Linked DNA regions of Homo sapiens: all the other regions are linked to region 1. Evidence: chromatin loops called from intact Hi-C (ENCODE). Cell type or tissue: IMR-90. All regions are shown on one strand.

Region 1 (5,000 bases):
TAATTTAAGTGCTCTTGTAAGAACCATTTGTTTAGCTGATTGAGCACCTGCACCTGAAGGGAGATGTTATTTAGAGTGACTACTGCTTATCCTGCCATATATATTTCTTGCTTTACCAGCTGTTTGTTAGCTAAGAGCTCCCTCTAGAGGAAAGTAATTTTGCCACATTAAGTGGGGATGTAAACCGTTCTTTCCTAGGGTTAATTTGGAGGCTTTTCTGACTAGTAGAGCTATTGTGACAGTGGTTTGGAAGCAGATGTAAACAATAGGTCCTCCTAATGGCAAATAAGAGGTTGAGAAAAATATTGGATTAGAATTTTTCCTGAGACACCCCTTATGGTTGTGCTATGGGAAGAGGGGAGGCCTGGATAAGAAAGGAGAAAAGAGAGAGACTAGATCTAGTGTTTAGAAGGAGGTCTACTTTCCTCCCTATAATTTCCAGAATGACCTGTGTCTCCTGTGCTGTAATGGCAGTTTGAGCTGCTGGAGCCAGGGGTTTGAGCCCCAGGACCCATCAGTCTTGCTGGACCACTGTGAGACTGGTACTGAACCCAGTGACCTCCAACTCTGGGAGCAGTTGCATCTCCAGTGGTCTCCACCACAGGCTGGTCATTGTCAAGGTGGCTTCCTCTTGCTGTTTGGACACTCCTTCCTAAAAATGCCCTGGCTTGCCACACCGAGAGCAACTAGTGGATACACCTCTGGGATCCTGGACTTTGCAACTCTGCAAAGTAGCTATTAGAGGCTTTGTCCTTCTCTTGAGCTTTCTCTCTTTCTTCTGGGCCTTCTCCTGGTCCCTATTATAAAAGACTGAAGTGGCTACCCTCAGAAGGTTTTCCAAGGTGCTATGTGCTACTATAGCTTGCCTTTTGTAGGTTCCTTCTAATATTGGGAGCATTCTGTATAATAAACTTATCTTTTTGAATGGGCTGTCACTTGAGTGAATCAGGAGATAAAAAGGTGTGTGCTAATAGTGCCCCTCTTAACCTATCCATAAAGGCTGCAGGATTCTCCTCTGGCTTTGAGTCTATCATAGACAGTTTAGAGGAATTAAGAGGTCTGGCCTTAGTTTTTCTTTTCCATTCATCTGCTGAGCTATTGGGGCTTCAATCAGGGTTGCCAAGAGGTACTGCTTCACTTCTTATTTGGAATGGTGTTTCTGCTATTTCTTCACTTTCTGTATCTCCTTCCTTCCCTTTTGGTGTATTATAGGAGATATGTTGCTCATCTTCAAAATTCTCTGGTGCTTGTAGAGCTGGCTGTTTTTCAGTTACAGTTAGGGTTTGGTTTAGGAGCAGCATAACATCCTTCCATGTGAGGTGAAACACCTGACTTAAATTCTGGAAAGCTTCTATATACCTATCAGGATTGTCTGAAAATCAGCCTAAGTCTTACTTTATTTGCCTAAGGTCCTGTAATGAGAAGGGAACTTGGAGGGACCCCAAATTATGGGGATTCTTCTCAGATGGTTCCCTGGGAAGTTGCTTTTCTAATTCTAGGGGATTATTCTTTATAGGCCTTCCTGATATGGCTGTTAAAAAAATCTGGGTTGCTGTTACAATGCTTCTAAAGTTTTAGTAAAAATGCCCTGTCATTGTGCAAAATAGAATGAGTTGCTTTTCTCTTCAAAGTCCTGAGGTTAAAAGAGTTCTAGTGCCTCAGAGTGCACTCCAGAGGGGTGCAAACTGAAGATGCTCTGTTAGCCATCGAGAAAAAGAAGTGAGAATAAAAGTGTCCTTATAGTCCCCCTTCTTTCATTGTTACCCAGAGTCATGTGGAAGACAGTGGGAGCATCCCCCCAACTGTTTTCTCTCCTTGGTTCCTGAGTCCTGGCACTGTGTTAAATTTGCCACCCATGGTTGTAGGTGTGGCCCTCTAAGCCATGGAACTGGATAAATGAAGTGATGACATTAGCCACACTTTACCCATGCAGCCTTAGCTTATCTGCCTGTGATCTGCCTGGCCTCCTGAAAAATGGATCTCTGGTGAAATTGTAATAGTTGCCTTTGAGCAAGCTTTCTTTAAGAGAGGGAATGTGCCAGTTGCCAGTTATGGCCCATGCTAAAACACTTACCCTCAGAAAAGTGGTCCTGGTTGACTCTGTTCTTAAAATGTCCTTACTAATTAAATACTGTTCTAATTGGAGATAGAATAAGTACCTTAAATGAACGTAGGGACCTAATGGCAGTTTTTCCTGCTGATGGGACAGTATCGGAACTAAAATTTGGCTATGGAAGACATTTTACTCCTAACTGTTGAAAGCAGAGCTTTCCCATTCACAGAAAGGGCTTTTCTATCAGTGCAAAAAGAGAGAATTGGAAAAGTGCAGTGTTATGGCAAAGGACCAACAATGTGCCTCATAAGGAGGATTTATGTTTCCACTAGGTGACACTGTTGGCTTAGAAATACCAAGTGCTTACCAAAGGAAGGAGAGAGAGAGAGAAAGAGAGAGGGAGGGACCTATTGGGTTAGTTATTATACCATGTACCGATCTTTCCTAACAGAACTGTTTCCCTGAACCGTAAAAATTTCCACATATTGCAAACACAAAAAGAACAGGAGACATAGAGACCATGGATAGAAAGGAAGAACAAATTTGCAACAGGATAGCAAATTAGGAGACCCATTACCAACATCTGGATGAGCTGCCGGAAGCTGTGTTCAGTCCAGAAGCCTTTGAATAACATCAGGGTGTTTCCTGGCCAGAAATTCTCAGCTGCTCCATGACATCCCCCAGCGTCATGTGATGGTGAGGTTCTCCATGAAAGGAAACTAGTTTGAAGAGAACCTTGAAATTAAAGGACAGATTTGAGGTTTGCTCCATACTCACCATTCTGATGTTTCTATCTTCTGTTCTGATCACAATCCCAGATGAGAACTCCCAAATAAAATGGCTCTGTTTGGGAATCTATTCATGGTTCTTTGTCACACACTGAGAAAGAATTCGGGACATGGAAACACGTGAGGAGTGGGTTTAGGAGTGAAAAATTTAACAGACAATAAAGAAGAGAGAGAGAAAAAGCTTTCTCATACTGAGAAAGCAGTCACCCGAGAGAGGGTCTCCAATTTGTGGTGGAATGCAATTGATTTTGTACAGAGACTTGAGGAGGCAGTGATTGATTTACATAGGGTCCAGGGTATTGTTTTGACCAGGTGTGCTGTTTACGTAGCCCGAGAAAAGACTGGCCCTCCCACCTTAATCTTTTATTATGCCATTGTGGCTTCTACCTGGTGGTCATCATGACACCTGCACATATGGTGACAAGGAAAAAAGTGCAGGAACTGCCATATTGGGAGTACCTGGCTCTTAGTTGCCTGCATCTGTATATGCTTATCTATGCTTGCAGCCTGATCATTCAGTCTGTTTTCTGTTAGAAATGGTTTGGGGGCTGCGTTTTATTAAAGGAAAATTCCACCAAGAATTCTTTTACCCTTTCTAGCTGCCTAAAAATAATTTCTCAATAACTCCTGTATTAGGACCCCTTTAGGAAAACAGAAAAGAAGACACAGACTCTCCTGTAGGAAAGTAACCATAGTTTTTTTGTCATGGAGCCCCAAGAGTTGCAAGTGAACGGATTTCTCTCAGGTCTAAAACTCTGCTCTTTTCTCCATTGTGTTACCTGACCTCTTTGCCTTTTACATTACTTTGAACTGTAAAAATATTTGACCTTGTGTGTGTAATGGTTGCTGGGTCAGTGGTAAGAGCTATGGTTTTGAAAGTGACTAACAGTGATTATAATAAATTATTCTGGCTTCAGAGGGCTACTCATTTCCTTGCATGTTTAGATGCAAAAGACACAGTTTAAACAATTAGGGAAATGCCTTTGTAGCAAAGTACTCTGTGGAAGTGTTGCACAGTATGGTCCCCACTGCATTGTCCTCTTCTTGGGGACCTGGGATTCAGTGAAATCCTTGATTTTTAATGTCTAAATGTTGTCCCTTCCAACTGGTGCCCTTTTTTACATATTTAAATGATTAGAATCTAAAAATTGCAAAGACTTTGTTGGCCCTCTTCCTTAATGGGCTCTACCTTGAGCACAGTGATTCAGTTGAAGAAAAGAGACCAAATTAAAAGCTACATCTCTAAATAAACAACAGGTGCTGGAGAGGATATGGAGAAATAGGAACACTTTTACAGTGTTGGTGGGAGTGTAAACTAATTCAACCATTGTGGAAGTCAGTGTGGCGATTCCTCAGGGATCTAGAAGTAGAAATACCATTTGACCCAGCCATCCCATTACTGGGTATATACCCAAAGGATTATAAATCATGCTGCTATAAAGACACATGCACACATATGTTTATTGCGGCACTATTCACAATAGCAAAGACTTGGAGCCAACTCAAATGTCCAACAATGGTAGACTGGATTAAGAAAATGTGGCACATATACACCATGGAACACTATGCAGCCATAAAAATGATGACTTCCTGTCCTTTGTAGGGACATGGATGAAGCTGGAAACCATCATTCTCAGCAAACCATCGCAAGGACAAAAAATCAAACACCGCATGTTCTCACTCATAGGTGGGAATTGAACAGTGAGACCACATGGACACAGGAAGGGGAACATCACACACCAGGGCCTGTTGTGGGGTGGGAAGAGAGGGGAGGGATAGCATTAGGAGATATACCTAATGTTAAATGACGAGTTAATGGGTGCAGCACACCAACATGGCACATGTATACATATGTAACTAACCTGCCCGTTGTGCACATGTACCCTAAAACTTAAAGTATACTAAAAAATAAATAAATAAAACCCCGTGGTAAATTTCTATTATTTTTGTGTTACCTTGGCATCTCTTTTTAATCTTCCTTGAACACACCAAATTTTTTCTTGAAAAAGCTTAAGTTCTCTCTCTCTCTCTCTTTGCTTTGAGATGTAAATGTGCTATTTATTTTCTCTAAAACTCGGTAAAGCCTTCCTCAGATAAACGTTAACCTTTACCATTTACAAGAAAGCAATTTGAATCCAACTATCCTTTAAACTGGTGGG
Region 2 (5,000 bases), 130 kb after region 1:
GTCTGTGGCCTCCAGGTGTGCTGAGTGCTCCCTAGTGTCTGTAAGTAGTAAAAATACTTATATTTTCACGTTCTTGTTATATCATTATAGCCTCACATGCCATCCAGGGCCTGACATTGAGGCTGCCCTATGGGACTTGTGCTGGTTGAGCTTCTGCTGGAGCTCTTGTTTTGGGGCCTCTGGTTCTCCTGGGGACAGGAGCTTCCAGCTAACTTGATTGAAAACCTGATGCCTTTCATTGGAACACTGGGTCAGGTGATGTATTCATGGGCTTCACCTGCCATAACATAACCTTAGCCTGGGTGAATTAAATAATAGAAATCTATTTTTCACAGTTCTGTGAATAATGTGCTATTTTAACCACTTTAAAATGCACAATCAAGTGAAATTAACCACATACACCATGTTAAATTACCATCACCACTATTTTTCCTAGAAAATTTTTATCATTTTAAACTGAAACTTTGTCACTTTTAAACAATACCTCCCTGTATGTTCCACCCTAGACCTTGATCATCTCCACTCTCTCTCTATGAATTTGCCTATTCTTGATGTTTCATATAAATGGAATTATACAATTATGTTATTTTGTTTCTGACATATTTCACTTAGCATAATGTTTCCCAAGTCCATGCATGTTCCAGTGGGTGTCAGAGCTTCATTCCTCTTTATGGCAGGTTAACAATCTGTTGTATGTGTCACCATATTTGTTTATTCATGTGTTGATGAACACTTGGATTATTTTCATATTTTATCTTTTGTGAATAATGCTGCAATGAACATTCCCATGCAAGTACCTGTTTGAGGCCCTGGATTTAATTCTTTGGGTATGTACCTAGGAATGCCTGTTGTTTCAAATGAGAATTCTATGATTAGCTTTTTGAGGAACAGCAAAACTCTTTCTCCAAGTGGCTGTACCTTTTCATATTCTCACCAGCCATGTATGAGGATTCCAAATTCTACATAATGCTGCTACTTGTTGTTTAACATTTTAAAAGAATGGTAGCCAGTTTTGTAGGTGTGATGTGGTGTCTCATTGCAGCTTTGACTTTGTATTTTCCTAATGACTATAGATGTTGAGTATCTTTTCATGTCCTTCTTGACTATTTGTATATCTTCTTTGAAGAAATGTCTATATGAGTCTTTTGCCCATTTATAAATTGGATGGTTTGTCCTTTTGTTATTGAGTTTTAGCTAGTTCTTTATATTAACTGGATATGAAAACTGCCTATATGTGGTTTGCAAATATTTTCTTTCATTCTTTTCTATTAATTATTTTCTTGATAATTTCCTTTGATGTACAAAAGGCTCACATCTTGATAAAGCCCAACATATCTTGTTTTTCTTGTTTCTCATGCTTTTGTATCATATCTAAGAATCCATTACACATTTGAGTTCATCAATATTTACCTCTATGTCTAGTTTAAGATGTTTTTATGGTTATAGGTCTTATATTTTACTCACTCATCAATTTTTTAGAGAATTGTTTGATATGGTGGGAGGCAGAGTTATCTAAATTCACTGTTTTGCATGTGGTTATCTAGTTGTTTCTGTACTATGATTTGAAAGGAGAATTGTTCATCCATTAAATTGTCTTGACACCCTCTTCAAGGAGTAATTGACCATAAGTTTGAGGGTTTATTTCTAGATTCTTAATTCTATCCCATTTGTCTTTATGTCTATTCTTTTGCCAGCAGCTTATGTCTATTCTTTGGCAGCAGCTTCCATTTTAATAATTGTACTCTTTTGTGAGATTTCAAATAAGAAAGTTCAAGTCCTACAATTTATTTTGGCAAGATTGTTTTAGCTACTCAGGGGTACTTTTTTGAAAGGTGGGGAGGCCAATGTTTCACAATTGGGAAAGCCTTTTCTCTCTTCTTCAGGGGGAAATTTGGGAGAAGCTTTTAAGAAACTTTATCTAAGTAGGTAAACTGTCACCACTTTATTTGCTGAAGTGCTATGTTAAAGTGTGCATTGCCTCTTGTGGAAGAATTATGAGACCCTGGAAGCACTTGCCCATGTGGTGAGAGACAGTGAATTCCACGATGAGGGGCAGAGAGGACATTGTTTTGGGATACAGTGTTGTTGGGGGAGTTGTATACATCTCAACTTCTTTATGTCTCTGTACAGTGGGTGTAGGGAGCAGCCCCACAGGGTCGTTGGGTTTTTCTCCCTGTGTGTGGAGATGAGAGATTGTGGAAATAAAGACACAAGACTAAGAGATAAAAGAAAAGACAACTGGGCCTGGGGGACCACTACCACCAAGATGCGGAGACCGGTAGTGGCCCTGAATGCCAGGCTGCACTGATATTTATTGGATAGAAGACAAAGGGGCAGGATAAGGAATGTGTGCCATCTTCAATGATAGGAAATGCCACCTGTGTCACATGTCCACTGGACAGGGGGCCCTTCCCTGCCTGGCAGGTGAGGCAGAGAGAGGGAGGAGAATGAGAGAGAGAGCTTACAGCATTATTTCTGCTTATTAGAGACTTTTAGTACTTTCACTAATTTGCTACTGCTAACTAAATGGCAGAACCACGTGTACAGTATGGAACATGAGGGCGGACTAAGAGTGTGACCACTGAAGCACAGCATCACAGGGAGACGGTTAGGCCTCTGGATAACTGTGGGTGGACCTGACTAATGTCAGGCCCTCCACAAGAGGTGGAGGAGTAGAGTCTTCTCTAAACTCCGCCGGGGAAAGGGAGACTCCCTTTCCGGTCGGCTAAGTAGTGGGTGTTTTTCCTTGACACTGAGGCTACCACTAGACCACGGTCCACTTGGCAAAGGGTGTCTTCCCAGACGCTGGTGTTACCGCTAGGCCGAGGAGCCCTCTAGTGGCCCTGTCTGGGCATAACAGAAGCCTTGCACTCTTGTCTTCTGGTCACTTCTCACTATGTCTCCTCAGCTCCTATCTCTGTATGGCCTGGCCTTTCCTAGGTTATGATTATAAAGCGAGGATTATTATAATATTGGAATAAAGAGTAATTGCTACCAACTAACAATTAATGATATTCATATATAATCATATCTAAGATCTGTACCTGGTATAACTATTCTTCTTTTATATTTTATGATACTGGAACAGCTCATGCCCTGAGTCTCTTGCCTCAGCACCTGGGTGGCTTGCCGCCCACAAGTGGGCATCTCCATTGGACACAGTAGGTTTTGAAATCCTTGTTTATCCTCTGGGGTCTGGGTCTTGGCTTACCTATTAGCTGCAACTGAAAGAGGAGTCTGTTAAGTCAATGACTCCTGTACGGAGTAGAAGGTTTCAGCAGAGTGAAAGTAGCTGGGGTTCATAGAAGCCAGGAATGTCTGACTCTTAGAAACTGTGTGTCAGCAGATGGGTGTCCTCAGGGGTACATGGGCCATGCCAGTAGCCACTGCAGTGGACTGGAAGAAGGTAAGGGATGCTGGGTATCCCATGTTCTCTCTCAGCTCTGCAGCTGAAGATTTGGGCCCTGGGCTTGTACGACCCTGAAGCAGGGGAAGGGTATACAGGAATGGCTGCATATCAGGACCAAGTCCATGTCATCTTCTGAGGCATTGTTACTGCAGATGGAGGATTCTGTTCAGAGACCAGGCCTGGACACATGGGAGGGCCCACCCCATTCTTTTAAAATTGTTTTAAGAGAACAGTATTAGCAAATGTAGTACATGTTTTATTCTGCTAGAATCAGTCTTACTGTCACGTTTTACAATGTATCTCTTAGGAAATGGTGAGAGCCATCCACACAATGTGCATTTAAAGGGGAGTCTACTATAATTTCAGCTTTCCTACTCTTTATAGAAACCATCTTCTCTGCAAACACACAGGCAATATCTCTGTGTTCATTTCTATTGGGAGCCCTGTATGCAAGATGGAGAGAGCCACATTTCCTCCTGAGATGTTATGTAAAAGTCTGAGGTTGAGATGACATATCTGACACTCTGTTGTTACCCTCAGAAGCTCCTATACTACATGTGAAATTCTAATGACTGCATTATCCTGCCAAGTGAAAGAGGCAGGCACAAGCAAGGACAGCTAAGAGGGGTGAGAGCCTCATCATGATGGGGAGTCTTATTCTGACATCTTGGGAAAAGCTGTCCACAGTGTGAAGTCATCAACTTGTTTTCCTTGTTTACAGTTTGAGCAGCTGTTGTTATGGTGTTGAACATTTTGGTGAGTTCTGAGTGGCTCAGACATCAGGTACAAGGATTTTCCCATGAAATTTACATTGAGTTGTCCAACTCTGACTTATAGGGCTTCTGGAACAGAGTGGGTCTTGCTCTTTGAGGTTCCATGGGAGAAGATGGAATTGGAGGAACTAGTAGAATTCAGGGTAATGTCCAGTCTACAGTGGATAATAAAAACACAGAAACAATGAACAGAGCTGCAATCTCATAACAGGTGTACTACGGTTTTATTTTCCACATAATTTTTCTCTCTATGGGCATCTCTAGTTTTACCAATGATAATTTCAGTAGAATAAGTTTGTTTGCAAAATAGGTTGAGTTTCTTCAAACTTGGTCTGATTGTTTACATAAGTGCAGCAAGAGTAGCAATGGACTATGTAGGCTCTCTTTTAAAATTTTCTTTGCTGTAAGTTTTTATAAGGAATCTCAGATTAAACCTTTACAAAACTCTTGAGAATAGGAAGCCAAACCAAGGCTGACTTCAGAGTTTGCCTGCAGTTCATACTGGTTCATTCTAGCTATATTCTTAAATATAACATCCCAGTCAAAGCCTTGGTAATATAACCAATGATTTGAAATGTGTCCTGTTACAAAGAGAGCAGGTTGTTACTCTGTTTGTGCAAATATCTGTATTACCATAAACATATCAATACTCATGAATAGTTGCCCAATTCTGGGGCATTCAGGTAGAGAGCAAAAGTAAATATTTCAATTATCATTCCCAGAAGTATAGTTTATTGAACCACTATAAGCTAGAGATAGATTAAAAGACAAATTTCCATAAATCTAGAAAACTATCCACATAAAGAATCAGCATATTT
Region 3 (5,000 bases), 58 kb after region 1:
GAGTTTTGAGCATTTCAGATTGTGGATTTCTGGATTTCAGATGCTCAATTTGTAATACTGTAATTTTCCCATAAAAAGTTTTCAGGACTTTAGACCTCATGTTATGTTCTGACTCTAGTAACAAAAAAAAATTTGGAGGAAACATTGAAATGTTTTCATAAGTGGGAATTTTTACTGATGGTCCAAACATCTGAGATCAATTGCTGGTAGTAGTATTTCTCTTGAGGCCAACATAAGGTTTAGGTGTGCCATGAATTCCAGCAGGATCACATTATGCTCAAAGAAAGATGCCAAAGGTGATTTGAAATTAGCAACTCCTTAAGTAGAGAGAGTCCCGTTAAAAGGACAAAACTGGGTAGTGTGTCAATTACATAAAGGGAGGAATGATGCCAAATTAAAAGAAGTGATGTGTGTTATGTTAGTAAATATAGAAAGAACTCCCTGCTTCTGCTTTCTGTGCCGAGTTAGGAAAAATCGGGAGGAGCACAAAGCAGGTATGTGAAATACTTTCTTCGTTCTCTCTTAAGTTCAGGAAATAACACTAGAGTTTAAGTTTGTGTGAATTAGGAAGAGTCTAAGTGAGATGCCAATGGCTCGTGTGTCTCCCCACAGGAAGAACTCGAACTTATGAAAGCAGCATCATCATGAGGAAACAGTTGTATGTGGCACAGGCAGTAATACCATCAGATAGCACCCACCTGGCCACCTCCAGCTGGTCCCCAAAACCACCAGTATTCCCATTACATGTAGGTTACAGCCTTTGTAGTTGTCCCACAACAAAGAAATTTAAAAATTGCTATTGTCAAAACAAAATATTAAATATGAAGGCGAATATGTTGTTCCACTTTTTTTCCCCACTCTTTTTGACCTTTCTTGTTTCAGTTTTGGAAGTTTCTATTGACACATCCTCAAGCTAGGGATTCTTTCCTCAGCTCTGTGCAGTCTACCAGTAAGCATCAAAAGCATTCTTCATTTCTCTAACAGCATTTTTTATTTTCTGAGACAGAGTCTCACTCTGTCACCCCGGCTGGAGTGCAGTGGCATGATCTCAGCTCACTGCAAGTTCCGCCTCGCGGGTTCATGCCATTCTCCTGCCTCAACCTCCCAAGTAGCTGGCACTACAGGTGCCCACCACCAAGCCCAGCTAATTTTTTGTATTTTTAGTAGAGACGGGGTTTCACCATGTTAGCCAGGATGGTCTCTATCTCGTGAACTTGTGCCCGCCTTGGCCTCCCAAAGTGCTGGGATTATAGGCATGAGCCACTGTGCCCAGCCATCTCTGAAGGATTTTAACGAGTTGTTGACTTTTGAGTTTGTTCAGTTTTTACTTAGCGTTAGAACCGAGTGACAAATTTCAAGCTTGTTATATGCCTGACAGGAAGCCAGAAGTCTCTAGGAAGTGACTGGAGAATGTGAGCTCCACAGCAGGTTGAGGATGGAGTCACGAGTGAAATGAGCCCATGGGCTTTGGGGACTGCAGGCCTGTCCAGCCTCTGACACCCTGGTGAGTCAGAGCAAAGATTACAACAGTGACAGGAAACTAGCGTGGCTGACTCCATCTGGCATCTAGTCTCAGGCTGGCTGTCCTCACTCATTCCTGGGCATAGGCCAGGCTAACATTGGGAGGAATTTAGTTTATGGTTTAACTTTGAAACAAGAAAGATAATAGTACCTCCATAAAACTAACACCCTTACTTTGCCCAGGGGCTGCCTTTCTAAAACTAGTGAAAGACCATGAGATTGAGATTATAGGAGGGAACCGAATTCTGCTACAATGTAGGCACAGTTTCTATAATCCCTGACTGATCAAATGTCATTTGGCCAGAGTTTACAAAATTTGTAACTAATTGCTCCCATAGATAACATCACTATTGCAGAACGTGAGATTAGTCTTTTGAGATGTTTTTCATTCTTTTGCATTCTGGCAACTGGCTGACCTCATCCATACCCATGACTAATGGCTCAGCCAGCCATGTGGTCCCTACCTAGAAGTGGATTCAAGCACAAACAGTTCATTTCCCTCCGCCCGCATGATTCCATCACCAAACAATCAGCAGTACTCATTTTTTAGTCCTGTGTCCCTGAAATCATCCTTGGAAATGTCTAACACCTGATCCACTGGGGAGGCTGATTTGAGTAATAATAAACCTCTGTCCTCCTGTTTGGCAGACTTGGAGTCATTAAAATCTTTCTTTACTACAAACCACCATTTCAATAATTTTTTTTTTGTGTGTGTGTTTGTGTCTGTGTGTGCAGAAGGCCAGAAGAACTTGTCTGGCAATGATAACAGTGGATGGAGAACTGCCTATCCCTGTCCCATGGTCTTGTCCACAGGTCAGCCTCACAAAGGGAAAGAGCCCTAGATGGGAATACATTGGAAGCTCATTCTCTTAGTGACCTGGGGACATTGGCTGGAGATAAAGCCCGGCAGGAGTGGCAACTCCAGGTGATTTCTACACCTTTCCTATTTCCTGGGAGGTGGGCCAGGCCACAGTGTTAGCAGGAAGGGAACAGAACTGCCAGACTAATTAGAGGGAGTGTCTGGGGAAGGCCTAGGTGTGGAGGAAGAAGCTGTGCAGGACAGGGCTTGCCAGTCAGAATGAAGTGGGAGGAAGATGAGGGACACAGAGAAGCAGAGAGAGGCAGAGACACCATGGCAGTGAGCAGTGAGGGAGACACTGACTTCAGAGACCCCAGGTACCAGGTGCCCCCATTTCCTCAGTCCAGGACCAAGGAGCCCTGAGAACCCTCCGGTGGCCAAAGAGCTTCAGAGTTGCATGAGGTGGGGTGGCTTTAGGGGCAAGAGGTAGTAGGGGGATGAAACATGGGTGTCAGCCTCTGAAGGACAAGGGACAGGTGTGGCTAGGACCTCCTAGGATTCTGCATCCAAGATCCAGTCTCTAAAGAGGTTTTGGATCATTCATTTCTTCATTTGATTCCTTCATTTGTTATGTGAGAGCTCCTGAGTATGTGTCTCTGGCTGGGCCTGTGCTGGTGCAGGGTGTGAGTGGGGAAAGAAAACAAGGTCCTCTCCTTGATCCTCTCATGACAGTAACATGGACACTTTGGGAAACACAGGATTTCAGGTTCAGTGATGGGGGTTAAGATCTGAGGGGGAGGCCTGGACATTTTTTTTGCACTGACTCTGATGGTTGAGGCAGGTGATTTAGTTCTGGAGTACAGACTAATCAGCTGACCATTTGCTCTCACTCCTCTGAGGTTTGGATGCCTAAGAAGAGAGGATTTGAGCCAATAAATGACTATGGGGTGCTTGAAACCCAGTAAGCCCTCACTTCTGGTGGAGGAGAGGATGGGCCTGTGGCTGCAGACAGACCTCATGTGACCCTGATCTCCCCTTTGGGTTTGTGTGACTCTGGTTCAAAGACTGTGCCTTCCTGTGCCTCTGTTTTCTCTCAATCAAATAAGTTAACTGGCAAATGGACTGTGGCTTTTCATGCTATCTGTGAATAAATGTTAAAGTATTCACAGTCACCTGACTTAATGCTTGGCACAGTGGAGGTGTTCACACAAACAGCATTTATTATTAATTTGCTTCCATGAGAAAGCACATTTATGTCAGATCCCTGTGGACAAGCTGCTACCAGTTACACCTTCTCTCTTCTGTTTCTGCTTCCGGGAACATTAGACTTTCTATGGACTGTCCTGAGCCTCCCAAGGCAGTTGGCTGATGGCCTACAAAGCTTGTCTTTCTGTCCTCTCCACTCTGAATGTCAGGTGAAGAAAGCTCTGTCCTTGCCCAGATGAGGCTCTGAGGGCTGAGCCCTAGCTGGTGAACAGCTGCAGGAGACACAGTCCTCAGACAGCTGGAAAACCCTTGGTCCCAGTAAGCCCTGCCCAAGAAGCCACAACCCAGCCCCAGTACAGGCTCCTTAGATTTATCTGCAGCAAGGATTTAGGGACAAGGGTCTGGGGTTGAGGCTTCTAGGGCTGAGCTTCTCTGAGAGTATCTCAGGTGGCCTCTCAGGCCAAGCCCTACTCAGTTATCCAGGGTCTTTCTCAGGGTCAAATTTATGAAGAGGGCATGAGGTGCCTGGCTGAGACTGATCTCCTCCTGCTGAGTCCCCCCATCAGACTGTCCTTCCTCTGCAGCGAGTGTCTGCAGGGTCTGGATGTGGGAAAGGAATTCTGATCTGTTGAAATTTGTCTCCTCTGTGTGTGTCCTGCACTAAATGCCCAAACTCCAGCATGGGACATAATGCAGAGGGGGACACAGGCACAGTCCAGGCCTGACAATCCTGTGTGTGTGAAGTAGAAGTGACCCCTGTCCCCCAACACCCAGGGATCATGTGGAATCACTTACGGTATAAGGTGAAGGTGAAATTTCCAGTTACTCCTCTAGTCCCATCACCTCGCTGTATGATGTGTAAGGTGTAGGATACTCCGTCCTCCCGGGTGACATTCTGGATCAGCAGGGATGCATTGGAATATACTGTTTCTCGTCCACTGTATGCAGGCCCATATGTAATTCTTTGACCGTCTACTACATATGATGTAATGTAATGGTAGAGGTCCCTTATTTGCCCTTTCTACCACATGTAACCAGTAAGATTCTGGGGCAAATTGTGGACAAGTAGAAGAACATCCTTCCCCTCGGAAACTTTGGGTGGCTGGGCTTCAGTCGTGACTTGGGCAATGGTAGGTGGGTTCCAGAAGTTTAAAAGTGATGCTAGGAGGTGGAGAGAGCATCAGTCAATATTGAGACCTGTGTATTGGTGTGAAAACATGGGGCCCTGGGTCCTGAGAAGGTCTCTTCAGTCCTCAGCCTTGACAACACAGACACACACACACATACAAACACACACACACACACACAAAAGCGGCATGTGTGATTGTGTGTGTGTATGTGTGTGTGTCCTACTGTCCTACTAGGTCAAGGTCAGCAGCATGACGCCCATTCCTTCAACACTTCTGACCTTGGCATTTTTCTGTTTGGAATCCTCTTCCCCAGGGGTCCGCATGGCCCCCTCCACACTGCCCTC
Region 4 (5,000 bases), 290 kb after region 1:
TAACAAACACCTTAGCCTGGGTGAATTAAATAATAGAAATCTGTTTTTCACAGTTCTGTGAATAATATGCTATTTTAACCACTTTAAAATCCACAATCAAGTGAAATTAACCACATACACAGTGTTAAATTACCATCACCAGTATTTTTCCTAGAAAATTTTTATCATTTTAAACTGAAGCTTTGTATCTTTTAAACAATAACTCCCTGTATGTTCCACCCTAGACTTTGATCATCTCTACTCTGTCTCTATGAATTTGCCTATTCTTGGTGTTTCACATAAATGGAATTATACAATTATGTTATTTTGTTTCTGACACATTTCAGTTAGCATAATGTTTCCAAAGTCCATGCATGTTCCAGCGGGTGTCAGACCTTCATTCCTCTTTATGGCAGATTAACATTCTGTTGTGTGTGTCACCATATTTATTTATTCATGTGTTGATGAGCACTTGGATTGTTTTCATATTTTATCTCTTGAATAATGCTGCAATCAACATTCCTATGCAAGTGCCTGTTTGAGTCCCTGGATTTAATTCCTTGGGTGTACACCTAGGAATAAATGTTGGGCCAAATGAGAATTCTATGATTAGCTTTTTGAGGAAAAGCAAAACTCTTTCTCCTAGGGGCTGTACTTTTTATATTCTCACCAGCAATGTATGAGGATTCCAAATTCTACATAATGCTGCTACTTGTTATTTAACATTTTAAAAGAATGGTAGCCAGTTTCGTAGGTGTGATGTGGTGTCTCATTGCAGCTTTGACTTTGTATTTTCCTAGTGACTAATGATGTTGAGTATCCTTTCATGTCCTTCTTGATGTGGTTTGCAAATATTTTCTCTCATTCTGTGTCTATTAATTATTTTCTTGATAAGTTTCTTTGATGTACAAAAGGCTCACATCTTGATAAAGCCCAATTTATCTTTTTTTCTTGTTTCTCATGCTTTTGTATCATATCTAAGAATCCATTGCACATTTGAGGTCATCAATATTTACCTCTATGTCTATTTTAAGATGTTTTTATGGTTATAAGTCTGATATTTAACTCAGTGATTAATTTTTTAGAGAATTGTTTGATATGGTGGAAGCTAGAGTAATCTAAATTCACTGTTTTGCATGTGGTTATCTAGTTGTTTCTGCACTATCATTTGAAAGGAGAGTTGTTCATCCATTAAATTGTCTTGACACCCTCTTCAAAGAGTAATTGACCATAAGTGTGAGGGTTTATTTCTAGACTGTCAATTCTATCCCATTTTTCTTTATGTCCATTCTTTTGCCAGCAGCTTCTGTTTTAATAATTGTACTCCTTTGTGAGATTTCAAATAAGAAAGTTCAAGTCCTACAATTTATTTTGGCAAGATTGTTTTGGCTATTCAGGTGTCCATTTTTGAAAGATGGGGAAGCTAATGTTTCACAATTGGGAAAGTCTTTTCTGTCTTCTTCAGGGGGAAATTTGGGAGAACATTTTAAGAAACTTTATCTAAGTAGGTAAACTCTCACCACTTTATTTGCTGAAGTGCTATGTTAAAGTGTGCATTGCCTATTGTGGAAGAATTGTGAGACCCTGGAAGCACCTGCCCACGTGGTGAGAGACAGTAAATTCCATGATGAGGGGCAGAGAGGACATTGTTTTGTGATACAATGTTGTTGGGGGAGTTGTATACATCTCAACTTCTTTATGTCTCTATACAGTGGGTGTAGGGACCAGCCCCACAGGGTCAGTGGGTTTTTCTCCCCGTGTGCAGAGACGAGAAATTGTAGAAATAAAGAAACAAGACAAAGAGATAAAAGAAAAGACAACTGGGCCTGGGGGACAACTACCACCAAGATGCGGAGACCAGTAGTGGCCCCGAATGCCAGGCTTCGCTGATATTTATTGGATATAAGACAAAGGGGCAGGATAAGGAGTGTGAGCCATCTCCAATGATAGGTAAGGCCACATGTGTCACGTGTCCACTGGAGAAGGGGCCCTTCCCTGCCTGGCAGCCAAGGCAGAGAGAGAGAGGAGAAAGAGAGAGCTTACACCATTATTTCTGCTTATTAGAGACTTTTAGTACTTTCACTAGTTTGCTACTGCTAACTAAACAGCAGAGCCAGGTGTACAGGATGGAACATGAAGGCAGACTAGGAGTGTGACCACTGAAGCACAGCATCACAGGGAGACGGTCAGGCCTCCAGATAACTGCGGGTGGACCTGACTCATGTCAGGCCCTCCACAAGAGGTGGAGGAGTGGAGTCTTCTCTAAACTCCCCCAGGAAAAGGGAGACTCCCTTTCCCGGTCTGCTAAGTAGCGGGTGTTTTTCCTTGACACTGAGGCTACCACTAGACCACGGTCTGCTTGGCAATGGGCATCTTTCCAGACGCTGGCGTTACCGCTAGACCAAGGAGCCCTCTAGTGGCCCTGTCTGGGCATAACAGAAGGCTCGCACTCCTGTCTTCTGGTCACTTCTCACTATGTCTCCCCAGCTCCTATCTCTGTATGGCCTGGCTTTTCCTAGGTTATGATTATAGACCAAGGATTATTATAATATTGGAATAAAGAGCAATTGCTACCAACTAATGATTAATGATATTTATATATAATCATATCTAAGATCTATATCTGGTATAACTATTCTTCTTTTACATTTTATTATACTGGAACGGCTCGTTCCCTCAGTCTCTTGCCTCGGCACCTGGGTGGCTTGCCGCCCACAAGTGGGCATCTCCATTGGACACAGTAGGTTTTGAAATCCTTGTTTATCCTCTGGGGTCTGGGTCTTATCTTACCTGTTAGCTGCAGCTGAAAGAGGTGTCTGCTAAGGCAATGACACCTGTGGGGAGAAGAAGGGTTCAGCAGAGTGAAAGTAGCTGGGACTCAGAGAAGCCAGGAAAGTCTGACTCTTAGAAACTATGGGTCAGCAGATGTGTGTCCTCAGGGGTAAATGGGCCATGCCGGTAGCCACTGCAGTGGACTGGAAGAAGGTAAGGGCTGCTGGGTATCCCATGTTCTGTCTCAGCTCTGCAGCTGAAGATTTGGGCCCTGGGCTGGTACGGCCCTGCAGCAGGGGAAGGGTATACAGGAATGGCTGCATATCGGGACCAAGTCCATGTCATCTTCTTAGGCATTGTTACTGCAGATGGAGGATTCTGTTCAGAGACCTGGCCTGGACACATGGGAGGGCCCACCCCATTCTTTTAAAATTATTTTAAGAGAACAGTATTAGCAAATGTGGTACATGTCTTATTCTGCTAGAATCAGTATTACTGTCATGTTTTACCATGTATCTCTTAGGAAATGGTGAGAGCCATCCACACAATGTGGATTTAAAGGGGACTCTACTATAATTTCAGCTTTCCTACTCTTTATAGAAACCATCTTCTCTGCAAACACACAGGCAATATCTCTGTGTTCATTTCTACTGGGAACCCTGTATGCAAGATGGAGAGAGCCACATTTCCCCCTGAGATGTTATGTAAAATTTGAGGTTGAGATGACATATCTGACACTCTGTTGTTACCCTCAGAAGCTACTACATGTGAAATTCTAATGACTGCATTATCCTACCAAGTTAAAGAGGCAGGCATGAGCAAGGACATTTAAGAGGGGTGAGAGCCTCATCATGATGGGGAGTCTTGTTCTGACATCTTGGGAAGAAATGTCCACAGTGTGAAGTCATCAACTTGTTGTCCTGGTTTACAGTTTGAGCATCTGTTGTTATGGTGTCGAAAATGTTGGCGAGTTCTGAGTGGCTCACGCTTCAGGTACAAGGGTTTTCCCATGAAATTTACATTGAGTTGTCCACCTCCAGCTTATAGGGCTTCTGGAACAGAGTGGGTCTTGCTCTTTGTGATTCCATGGGAGAAAGTGGAATTGGAGGAACTAGTAGAATTCAGGGAACTGTCCAGTCTACAGGTGGATAATAAAAACACAGAAACAATGAACAGAGCTGCAATCTCATAACCGGTGTACTACAGTTTTTATTTTCCACATAATTTTTCTCTCTATGGGCATCTCTAGTTTTACCAATGATAATTTCAGTAGAATAAGTTTGTTTGCAAAATAGGTTGAGTTTCTTCAAACGTGGTCTGATTGTTTACATAAGTGCAGCAAGAGTATCAATGGACCATGTAGGGTCTCTTTTAAAATTTTCTTTGCTGTAAGTTTTTATAAGGAATCTCAGATTAAACATTTACAAACCTCTTGCGAATAGGAAGCCAAAGCAAGGCTGACTTCAGACTTTGCCTACAGTTCATATTGGTTCATTCTATCTATATTCTTAAATATAAAATTCCAGTCAAAGCTTTGGTAATATAACCAATGATTTCAAATGTGTCGTGTTAAAAAGAGAGCAGATTTTTACTATACTTGTGCAAATATGTGTATTACCATAAACATATCAATACTCCTGAATAGTTGCCCAATTCTGGGGCAGTCAGGTAGACAGCAAAAGTAAATGCTTCAATTATTGTTCCCAGAAGTATAGTTTATTGAACTGCTATAAGCTATAGATAGATTAAAAGAAAACAATTCCATAAATCTAGAAAACAAACCATTTAAAGAATCAGCAAATTTTCAAATAAAAGTCATAAAAACATTATCCTCATTATTATCAATTGTTTCAATGAAATCAATGTTTTTCCTGCTTGGTAGGCTGAGAATTTTATGAAGATATCAGCCTGTTTGTTAAAGTTTTGGAAGTTTTTGACAGTCCAGTGGTATAATGTGAAAGTTATGAGAAACTTGTATTAAAGAGTTCTTGTCAGCATCGTTTCCATAAATCTCCTTGAAAAGGAAGCAATTTTGGACTGTAGCTGATTGGAAATGCTTTGAGGAAGAATAAAAACAACATCTGTGAATGACAAAGATTTTAAATGACTATGGTTAAAACTCTGATGAGAATTCATTATGATAACACAGCTCACATAAAAAGTTAGTTATTTCTGTGGTATATGACATTAATGGCTGATAACATATTTAATTTCTAGGAATCTCATACAATTTCTGGAACAATCATATC
Region 5 (5,000 bases), 240 kb after region 1:
ATTGAAAAACTCATGCCTTTCATTGAAACACTGGGTCAGATGATGTATTCATGGGCTTCAGCTGCCATAACAAATGCCTTAGCCTGGGTGAATTACATAACAGAAATCTATTTTTCACAGTTCTGTGAATAATGTGCTATTCTAACCACTTTAAGATGCACAATCAAGTGAAATTAACCACATACACAGTGTTAAATTACCATCACCACTATTTTTCCTAGAAAATTTTTATCACTTTAAACTGAAACTTTGTATCTTTCAAACAATACCTCCCTGTATGTTCCACCCTAGACTTTGATCATCTCTACTCTGTCTCTATGAATTTGCCTATTCTTGATGTTTCATATAAATGGAATTATACAATGATGTTATTTTGTTTCTGACATATTTCACTTAGCATAATGTTTCCATAGTCCATGCATGTTCCAGTGGGTGTCAGAGCTTCATTCCTCTTTATGGCAGATTAACATTCTGTTGTATGTGTCACCATATTTATTTATTCATGCATTGATGAGCACTTGGATTGTTTTCATATTTAATCTTTTGTGAATAATGCTGCAATCAACACTATCATGCAAGTACCTGTTTGAGTCCTGGATTTAATTCTTTGGGTATATACCTAGGAATGGATGTTGTTTCAAATGAGAATTATATGATTAGCTTTTTGAGGAACAGCAAAACTGTTTCTCCTAGAGGCTGTACCTTTTTATATTCTCACGAGCAATATATGAGGATTCCAAATTCTACATAATACTGCTACTTGTTATTTAACATTTTAAAAGAATGGTAACCAGTTTTGTAGATGTGATGTGGTGTCTCATTGCAGCTTTGACTTTGTGTTTTCCTGATGACTAATGATGTTGAGTATCTTTTCATGTCCTTCTTGACTCTTTGTATATCTTCTTTGAAGAAATGTCTATTTGACTCTTTTGCCCATTTATAAATTGGATGATTTGTCCTTTCTTTATTGAGTTGTAGCTAGTTCTTTATATTATCTGAACATGAAAACTGCCTATATGTGGTTTGCAAATATTTTCTCTCATTCTGTGTCTATTAATTACTTTCTTGATAATTTCCTTTGATGTACAAAATGCTCACATCTTGATAAAGCCCAATATATCTTGTTTTTCTTCTTTCTCATGCTTTTGTATCATATCTAAGAATCCATTGCACATTTGAGGTCATCAATATTTACCTCTATGTCTACTTTGAGATGTTTTTATGGTTATAGGTCTTATATTTAACTCACTGATCAATTTTTTAGGGAATTGTTTGATACGGTGTGAGGTAGAGTTATCTAAATTCACTGTTTTGCATGTGGTTATCTAGTTGTTTCTGCACTATCATTAGAAAGGAGAATTGTTCCTCCATTAAGTTGTCTTGACACTCTCTTCAAAGACTAATTGACCATAAGTGTGAGGGTTTGCTTCTAGACTCTCAATTCTATCCCATTTGTCTTTATGTTCATTCTTTTGCCAGCAGCTTGTTTTAATAATTGTACTCCTTTGTGAGATTTCAAATAAGAAAGTTCAAGTCCTACAATTTATTTTGGCAAGATTCTTTTGGCTATTCAGGGATCCTTTTTTGAAAGGTGGGGAGGCGAATGTTTCACCATTGGGAAAGCCTTTTCTGTCTTCTTCATGGGGAAATTTGGGAGAGCCTTTTAAAAAACTTTATCTAAGTAGGTAAACTGTCACCACTTTATTTGCTGAAGTGCTATGTTAAAGTGTGCCTTGCCTCTTGTGGAAGAATTGTGAGACCCTGGAAGCACTTGCCCACGTGGTGAGAGACAGTGAGTTCCACGATGAGGGGCAGAGAGGACATTGTTTTGGGATACAATGTTGTTGGGGGAGGTGTATACATCTCAACTTCTTTATGTCTCTGTGCAGTGGGTGTAGGGAGCAGCCCCACAGGGTCGGTGGGTTTTTCTCCCCATGTGCAGAGATGAGAGATTGTAGAAACAAAGACACAAGACAAAGAGATAAAAGAAAAGACAACTGGGCCCGGGGGACCACTACCACCAAGACGCGGAGACCGGTAGTGGCCCCAAATGCCAGGCTGTGGTGATATTTATTGGATACAAGACAAAGTGTCAGGATAAGGAGTGTGAGCCATCTCCAATTATAGGTAAGGTCACATGGGTCACATGTCCACTGGACAGGGGGCCCTTCCCTGCCTGGCAGCCAAGGCAGAGAGAGAAAGAAGAAAGAGAGAGAGAGCTTACAGCATTATTTCTGCTTATTACAGACTTTTAGTACTTTCACTAATTTGCTACTGCTAACTAAACGGCAGAGGCAAGTGTACAGGATGGAACATGAAGGCGGACTAGGAGCGTGACCACTGAAGCACAGCATCATAGGGAGATGGTGAGGCCTCTGGATAACTGCAGGTGGACCTGAGTAATGTCAGGCCCTCCACAAGAGGTGGAGGGGTAGAGTCTTCTCTAAACTCCCCCAGGGAAAGGGAGACTCCCTTTCCCAGTCTGCTAAGTAGTGGGTGTGTTTCCTTGACACTGAGGCTACCACTAGACCAAGGTCTGCTTGGCAACAGGCATCTTCCCAGATTCTGGCGTTACCTCTAGACCAAGGAGCCCTCTAGTGCCCCTGTCTGGGCATAACAGAAGGCTCGCACTCTTGTCTTCTGGTCACTTCTCACTGTGTCTCCTCAGCTCCTATCTCTGTATGGCCTGGCTTTTCCTAGGTTATGATTACAGAGTGATGATTACTCTAATGTTGGAATAAAAAGTAATTCCTACCAACTAATGATTAATGATATTCACATATAATCATATCTAAGATCTGTATCTGGTATAACTATTCTTTTATATTTTATGATACTGGAACAGCTCATGCCCTGAGTCTCTTGCCTCAGCACCTGGGTGGCTTGCCGCCCACAAGTGGGCACCTCCATTGGACACAGTAGGTTTTGAAATCCTTGTTTATCCTCTGGGGTCTGGGTCTTGGCTTACCTGTTAGCTGCAGCTGAAAGAGGTGTCTGCTAAGGCAATGACACCTGTGGGGAGAAGAAGGGTTCAGCAGAGTGAAAGCAGCTGGGGCTCAGAAAAGCCAGGAAAGTCTGACTCTTAGAAACTGTGGGTTAGCAGATGGGTGTCCTCAGGGGTAAATGGGCCATGCCAGTAGCCACTGCAGTGGACTGGAAGAAGGTAAGTGATGCTGGGTATCCCATGTTCTGTCTCAGCTCTGCAGCTGAAGATTTGGGCCCTATGCTGGTACGGCCCTGCAGCAGGGGAAGGGTACACAGGAATGGCTGCATATCAGGACCAAGTCCATGTCATCTTCTTAGGCATTGTTACTGCAGATGGAGGATTCTGTTCAGAGACCTGGCCTGGACACATGGGAGGGCCCACCCCATTCTTTTAAAATTATTTTAAGAGAACAGTATTAGCAAATGTGGTACATGTTTTATTCTGCTAGAATCAGCATTACTGTCACGTTTTACAACGTATCTCTTAGGAAATCATGAGAGCCATCCACACAATGTGGATTTAAAGGGGACTCTACTATAATTTCAGCTTTCCTACTCTTTATAGAAACCATCTTCTCTGCAAACACACAGGCAATATCTCTGTGTTCATTTCTATTGGGAGCCCTGTATGCAAGGTGGAGAGAGCCACATTTCCCCGTGAGATGTTATGTAAAAGTTTGAGGTTGAGATGACATATCTGACACTCTGTTGTTACCCTCAGAAGCTACTACATGTGAAATTCTAATGACTGCATTATCCTGCCAAATGAAAGAGGCATGCATGAGCAAGGACAGTTAAGAGGGGCGAGAGCCTCATCATGATGGGGAGTCTTATTTTGACATCTTGGGGAGAACTGTCCACAGTGTGAAGTCATCAACTTGTTGTCCTGGTTTACAGTTTGAGCATCTGTTGTTATGCTGTCCAACATTTTGGTGAGTTCTGAGTGGCTCACACTTCAGGTACAAGAATTTTCCCATGAAATTTACATTGAGTTGTCCTCCTCCCACTTATAGGGCTTCTGGAACAGAGTGGGTCTTGGTCTTAGTGATTCCATGGGAGAAAATGGAATTGGAGGAACTAGTAGAATTCAGGGTAATGTCCAGTCTACAGGTGAATAATAAAAACACAGAAACAATGAACAGAGCTGCAATCTCATAACCGGTATACTACAGTTTTTATTTTCCACATAATTTTTCTCTCTATGGGCATCTCTAGTTTTACCAATGATAATTTCAGTAGAATAAGTTTGTTTGCAAAATAAGTTGAGTTTCTTCAAACATAGTCTGATTCTTTACATAAGTGCAGCAAGAGTAGCAATGAGCCAGATAGGCTCTCTTTTAAAATTTTCTTTGCTCTAAGTTTTTATAAGGAATCTGAGATTAGACTTTTACAAACCTCTTGAGAATAGGAAGCCAAACCAAGGCTGACTTCAGACTTTGCCTGCAGTTCATATTGGTTCATTCTAAATATATTCTTAAATATAACAACCCAGTCAAAGCCTTGGTAATATAACAAATGATTTCAAATATGTCCTGTTAAAAATAGAGCAGATTGTTACTGTACTTGTGCAAATATGTGTATTACCTTAAACATATCAACACTCATGAATAGTTGCCCAATTCTGGGGCAGTCAGCTAGACAGCAAAAGTAAGTGTTTCAATTATTGTTCCCAGAAGTATAGTTTATTGAACTGCTATAAGCTATAGATAGATTAAAAAAATTCCATGAATCTAGAAAATAAAACATTTAAAGAATCAGCAAATTTTCAAATAAAAATCTTAAAAACATTATCCTCATTATGATCAATTATTTCAATGAAATCAATGTTTTTCCTGCTTGGTAGGCTTAGAATTTTCTGAAGATATCAGCCTGTTTGTTAAAGGTTTGTAAGTTCTTAGACAGTCCAGTGGTATAATCTGAAAGTTATCAGAAACTTGTATTAAAGTCTACTTGTCAGCATCTTTTCCATAAATCTCCTTGAAAAGGAAGCAATTTTGGACTGTAGCTGATTGGAA
Region 6 (5,000 bases), 92 kb after region 1:
TCCTCTTTATGGCAGATTATCATTCTGTTTTATGTGTCACCATATTTGTTTATTCATGTGTTGATGAACACTTGGATTGTTTTCATATTTTATCTTTTCTGAATAATGCTGCAATGAACATTCCCATGCAAGTACCTTTTTGAGTCCGTGGATTTAATTCTTTGGGTATATACCTAGGAATGGATGTTATTTCAAATGAGAATTCTATAATTAGCTTTTTGAGGAACAGCAATACTCTTTCTCCTAGCTGCTGTACTTTTTTATATTCTCACCAGCCATGTATGAGGATTCCAAATTCTACATAATGCTGCTACTTGTTATTTAACATTTTAAAAGAACGGTAGCCAGTTTTGTAGGTTTGATGTGGTGTCTCATTGCAGCTTTGACTTTGTATTTTCCTAATGACTAATGATGTTTAGTATCTTTTCATGTCCTTCTTGACTATTTGTATATCTTCTTTGAAGAAATGTATATTTGAGTCTTTTGCCCATTTATAAATTTAATGGTTTCTCCTTTTGTTACTGAGTTGTAGCTAGTTCTTTATATTATCTGGACATGAAAACTGCCTATATGTGGTTGTCAAATATTTTCTCTCATTCTGTGTCTATTAATTATTGTCTTGATAATTTTCTTTGATGTACAAAAGGCTCACATCTTGATAAAGCCCAATTTATCTTGTTTTTCTTGTTTCTCATGCTTTTGTATCATATCTAAGAATCCATTGCACATTTGAGTTCATCAATATTTACCTCTATGTCTATTTTAAGATGTTTTATAGGTCTGATATTTAACTCACTGATGAATTTTTCAGAGAATTGTTTGATATGGTGGGAGGTAGAGTTATCTAAATTCACTGTTTTGCATGTGGTTATCTAGTTGTTTCTGCATTATCATTAGAAAGGAGAATTGTTCCTCCATTAAATTTTCTTGACACCCTCTTCAAAGAGTAATTGACCATAAATGTGAGGGTTTATTTCTAGACTCTCAATTCTATCCCATTTTTCATTATGTCCAGTCTTTTGCCAGCAGCTTGTTTTAATAATTGTACTCCTTTGTGAGATTGCAAATAAGAAAGTTCAAGTCTTACAATTTCTTTTGGCAGGATTGTTTTCACTATTCAGGGGTACTTTTTTGAAAGATGGGGAGGACAAAGTTTCACAATTGGGAAAGCCGTTTCTGTCTTCTTCAGGGGGAAATTTGGGAGAAGCTTTTAAGAAACTTTATCTAAGTAGGTAAACTGTCACCACTTTATTTGCTGAAGTGCTATGTTAAAGTGTGCATTGCCTCTTGTGGAAGAATTTTGGACCCTGGAAGCACTTGCCCACGTGGTGAGAGACAGTGAATTCCACGATGAGGGGCAGAGATGATGTTGTTTTGTGATACAGTGTTGTTGGGGGAGTTGTATACATCTCAACTTCTTTATGTCTCTGTAAAGTGGGCATAGGGAGCAGCCCGCAGGGTCGGTGGGTTTTTCTCCCCGTGTGCAGAGACGTGAGATTGTAGAAATAAAGACGCAAGACAGAGAGATAAAAGAAAAGACAGCTGGGCCCGGGGGACCACTACCACCAAGTCATGGAGACAGATAGTGGCCCTTAATGCCAGGCTGTGCTGATATTTATTGGATACAAGACAAAAGGGCAGGATAATTAGTGTGAGCCATCTCCAGTGATAGGTAAGGTCACGTGGGTCACGTGTCCACTGCACAGGGGGCCCTTCCCTGCCTGGCAGCTGAGGCAGAGAGAGGGAGGAGAAAGAGAGAGAGAGCTTACAGCATTATTTCTGCTTATTAGAGACTTTTAGTACTTTCACTAATTTGCTATTGCTAACTAAACAGCAGAGCCAGGTGTACAGCATGGAACATGAAGGCGGACTAGGAGCGTGACCACTGAAGCACAGCCTCACAGGGAGATGGTCAGGCCTCTGGATAACTGCGGGTGGACCTGACTAATGTCAGGCCCTCCACAAGAGGTGGAGGAGTAGAGTCTTCTCTAAACTCCCCTGGGGAAAGGGAGACTCCCTTTCCCGGTCTGCTAAGTAGCGAGTGTTTTTCCTTGACACTGAGGCTACCACTAGACCATGGTCCGCTTGGCAATGGGCATCTTTCCAGATGCTGGCATTATCGCTAGACCAAGGAGCCCTCTAGTGGCCTTCTGTGGGCATAACAGAAGGCTCGCACTCTTGTCTTCTGGTCACTTCTCACTCTTCCCTGCTTCCCTCTTCCAACCACTTCTGAGCTACAAATGAGAAGGAAGCGATCTGATTAAACAGGTGATGAGCAGAGTCACGTTCTGAGGGGATTTGCACTTTTAAAAGGAGATTAATGACCACATCTGACAATGTCACCCTGGAATCTTATGCAGAGTGACAGGGGAGTGGGGATGAGCTCCGTTCAGGTTCAGGAAGCGAGAGTTTGGATCTGAAGTACTTTTCAGATGCTGAAGTCATAGGAGCTTGCAGTTGCTTCCTGGGTGGAGCCATAAACAAACATCTCTTCTGCTGAGTGGGGTCTGAGAAGATAGAGGGAACGGTGACCCAGGAGCTCTGGAATTATCTGGCTGTGTTACACTTGCAGGACTACACATATTTAAGTGAAAACAACATGGTTTTCATCCACCTGGCTGACCTCTTAGCCTGCTTTCCTCTTATTGTTCCCTCGAAGGCATCATTTTTTGAAAGAGAAATTTAAACTCTGTCCATCTCATCCCCTTTGGACAAAAGTTGAGTCCTTTCTGAGCTCTTTCATCATCTGGAGTTTAAAAGCTTCCCCTCCTCTGTTAACTCTCTTTGAATCCCTCATGTCACACCAAACTTCAAAAGAGACAAATACTTTTGCATGACTCCCTGCAGGCTCCGTTTTGCCCTGTAGTGACAGCCCCATGTCTTGGCTTTCCTGATTGGAAAAACTTCTCAAGCTTTCTGCATTCATGATCTCTGCTTCTTCAGTGCAACCTTCTCCAGCTTGTCTCTGATCTCCAATGGTCCCTGCATTAATCCTGTCCAAGCCACAGGTGACCCTCATATCATCTCAGCTTCTACTTCCCAGTCTCTCTCTCTCTCTCTTTTTTTTTTGAGACAGGGGTCTCACTCTGTTGCCCAGGTTGGTCTCAAACTGTTGAGCTCTAAAGATCCTCTGGCCTCATCTTCCTGAGTAGCTGGTAGGGGTGTGAGCCCTTCTGCTTGGTCTCCAGTCCTTTGCTTTTCTTTTTTGACCTATACAACATTTGGTGGTTGATGTCCATGTTCATGTAATTGTCTTCTCTGGCTTCTTGGGGCCACCATGCATTCCCTTCTCCCTCTTTTCATTTATTATCTTTTCATCTAGTAAGACCCATCTTCCCCTGAATATGTATATTTTCCTCAAAGCAAGGATTGGCTTACCTTCACAAACTGAGTCTCCAATGACCACATAAACTGAAATGCAATAGAAATCATGGACAGATGTGAGCTCCTCTTCTACTTCCTGTGTCCTCTGCAGGTTCTTCTCACCAACGTCACGTATTGTTAAGTAAGCCAGTGATGTTAAGTTAGAAAGTGGACTGATTCCATTAATTCATTTGGCATGTTCCGAAGTCCTCACCTGAGATCTATCTACTCTCCAAATTACACTTGTTAGTAATACAGGAAGATCTTTTTCACATGAGCTAATTAGGGTGAATACATGTAAGTGTTGGTAAGAAGTACTAGAAACACTGGAATTTGTGAGATTTCATTGAAGAACCAACTTCCACCCAGCCCTTCACATTGTTCTCTTTTGGTAGTTTCTTGTCATTTCCTCCTTTTATTATCAATAGAGCTGCTGTGAACATGCATGTACAAGTTTCTGGGTGGACATATGTTTTCATTTTTTGGGGGGTAGACATCAAAGAGTAGAATTGCTGGGTTGTATGATGAATCTGTGTTCCAACTTTTCAGAAACTGGACTTCTACTCCTTCCTGATTTCACCTTCCACGCCATTTCTGTAGTGAGGCCCACTCCTTGGCCTTATAAGACCTGAATTAAGTTAGGTGCCCAGAGCCGTTCTGTCATTGACTCTGTTCTTTCCCTTGCTAGCCTGTGTAATAATTGGCAATCAGACCTTTACGTGCGCAATGGTTTCATATGTCTCCCCAACTATATTACAAGTTCCACGGGGGCAGGGCTATGTCTATCTCCTTGACCTCTGTATCTGCGATGCCTAGCAGAGGGCTGTGAACACCGGTCACCCTCCATAAACACTGGGAGACAAACAAGGGAGTCAGTAGAGTTAGTTTTTTTGCCTTTTTACCCCCAGAACTCTTAGAATATGATTTGAGCTATTGCTTCAAGGAAGTCCTGGGGCAGATGATCATTCATAGATGACATGAGGGAGTGCACAGCACATGAGTTTGCAGGAAAATGCAAACCCCACATTGAAATTTGATCCCCAATGTTGGAGATGGGGATCTACATGGGGGTGTTTGGGTCATGGGGGCGGATCCCTCATGAATGGCTTGGTGCTGCCCTCATGGTAATGAGTGGGTTTTCTACTCAATCCTGCAAGAGCTGATTGTTAGAAAGAGCCTGGCACCTTCCTCTCCTCTTTCTCTTGCTTCTTCTCTCACCATGTCATCTGTGCACACAGCAGCTCCCCTTCCCATTCCACCATGAGTGGAAGCTCCCTGAGGCCTCACCAGAAGCAGATGCTGGTGCAATGCTTCTTGTATAGCCTGTAGAACTGTGAGCCAAATAAACCTCTTTTCTTTATAAATTATCCAGCTTCACTCAGGTATTCCTTTTTAGCAACACAAAACTGACTAAGACAGGGTATCAGGAGACCTAGCTTTGCCTGAATCTGAGAACTCCATCAGGAATCTTGGAACAATTTAGCCCACAGGTCCAAGGCTGATTTTTTGTCACAGTGAAGTTCAGGTAGTAAGAATTCTCACTGGTGGCTGTTGACGGTGGCGGTGGTGGGGATGGGTCATATGGAGAATTAGCAGTGGGAGACTAGAAATTAAAGTGGATAAAGGGAAGAATTAAA

Evidence for each region. Hi-C counts contacts between places; a loop is a spot of excess contacts. Peaks named below come from ENCODE experiments on the same cell type or tissue, not always from the same donor. Only the 100,000 strongest peaks of a DNase experiment are listed, where the experiment ranks them.
Region 2: a loop joins it to region 1, with 13 times the contacts of the local background. A loop is called at or near these places in 6 of 110 quality-filtered maps.
Region 3: a loop joins it to region 1, with 5 times the contacts of the local background. A loop is called at or near these places in 13 of 110 quality-filtered maps.
Region 4: it touches region 1 in a loop (8-fold over the local background); 7 of 110 quality-filtered maps call a loop at or near these places.
Region 5: it touches region 1 in a loop (5-fold over the local background); 5 of 110 quality-filtered maps call a loop at or near these places.
Region 6: it touches region 1 in a loop (11-fold over the local background); 20 of 110 quality-filtered maps call a loop at or near these places.

The regions. Positions count from the first base shown.
Region 1 is chr19:42,791,243-42,796,242 of GRCh38, forward strand. No RefSeq gene overlaps it. Among named protein-coding and RNA genes, the nearest start is that of PSG8, 28 kb to the left of the region's middle. In IMR-90, CTCF peaks have their summits at 154 (motif pointing left) and 2,401 (motif pointing right); a DNase peak (open chromatin) is centred at 2,409; H3K27ac peaks cover 335 bases.
Region 2 is chr19:42,920,488-42,925,487 of GRCh38, forward strand. It overlaps PSG7 (pregnancy specific beta-1-glycoprotein 7), which reads right to left. Exons shown (of 6, transcript NM_002783.3): 6 at 3,645-4,337. The coding sequence ends at 4,321. Among named protein-coding and RNA genes, the nearest start is that of PSG6, 5.1 kb to the left of the region's middle. In IMR-90, a CTCF peak has its summit at 2,827 (motif pointing left); a DNase peak (open chromatin) is centred at 2,814.
Region 3 is chr19:42,849,628-42,854,627 of GRCh38, forward strand. It overlaps the pseudogene PSG10P. Among named protein-coding and RNA genes, the nearest start is that of PSG1, 28 kb to the right of the region's middle. In IMR-90, no CTCF peak of the experiment used is centred here; DNase peaks (open chromatin) are centred at 1,514 and 1,964; H3K27ac peaks cover 3,566 bases.
Region 4 is chr19:43,085,551-43,090,550 of GRCh38, forward strand. No RefSeq gene overlaps it. Among named protein-coding and RNA genes, the nearest start is that of PSG2, 5.4 kb to the left of the region's middle. In IMR-90, a CTCF peak has its summit at 2,369 (motif pointing left); a DNase peak (open chromatin) is centred at 2,341.
Region 5 is chr19:43,029,284-43,034,283 of GRCh38, forward strand. No RefSeq gene overlaps it. Among named protein-coding and RNA genes, the nearest start is that of PSG11, 5.3 kb to the left of the region's middle. In IMR-90, a CTCF peak has its summit at 2,583 (motif pointing left); a DNase peak (open chromatin) is centred at 2,548.
Region 6 is chr19:42,882,949-42,887,948 of GRCh38, forward strand. No RefSeq gene overlaps it. Among named protein-coding and RNA genes, the nearest start is that of PSG1, 5.7 kb to the left of the region's middle. In IMR-90, a CTCF peak has its summit at 2,150 (motif pointing left); a DNase peak (open chromatin) is centred at 2,113; H3K27ac peaks cover 598 bases.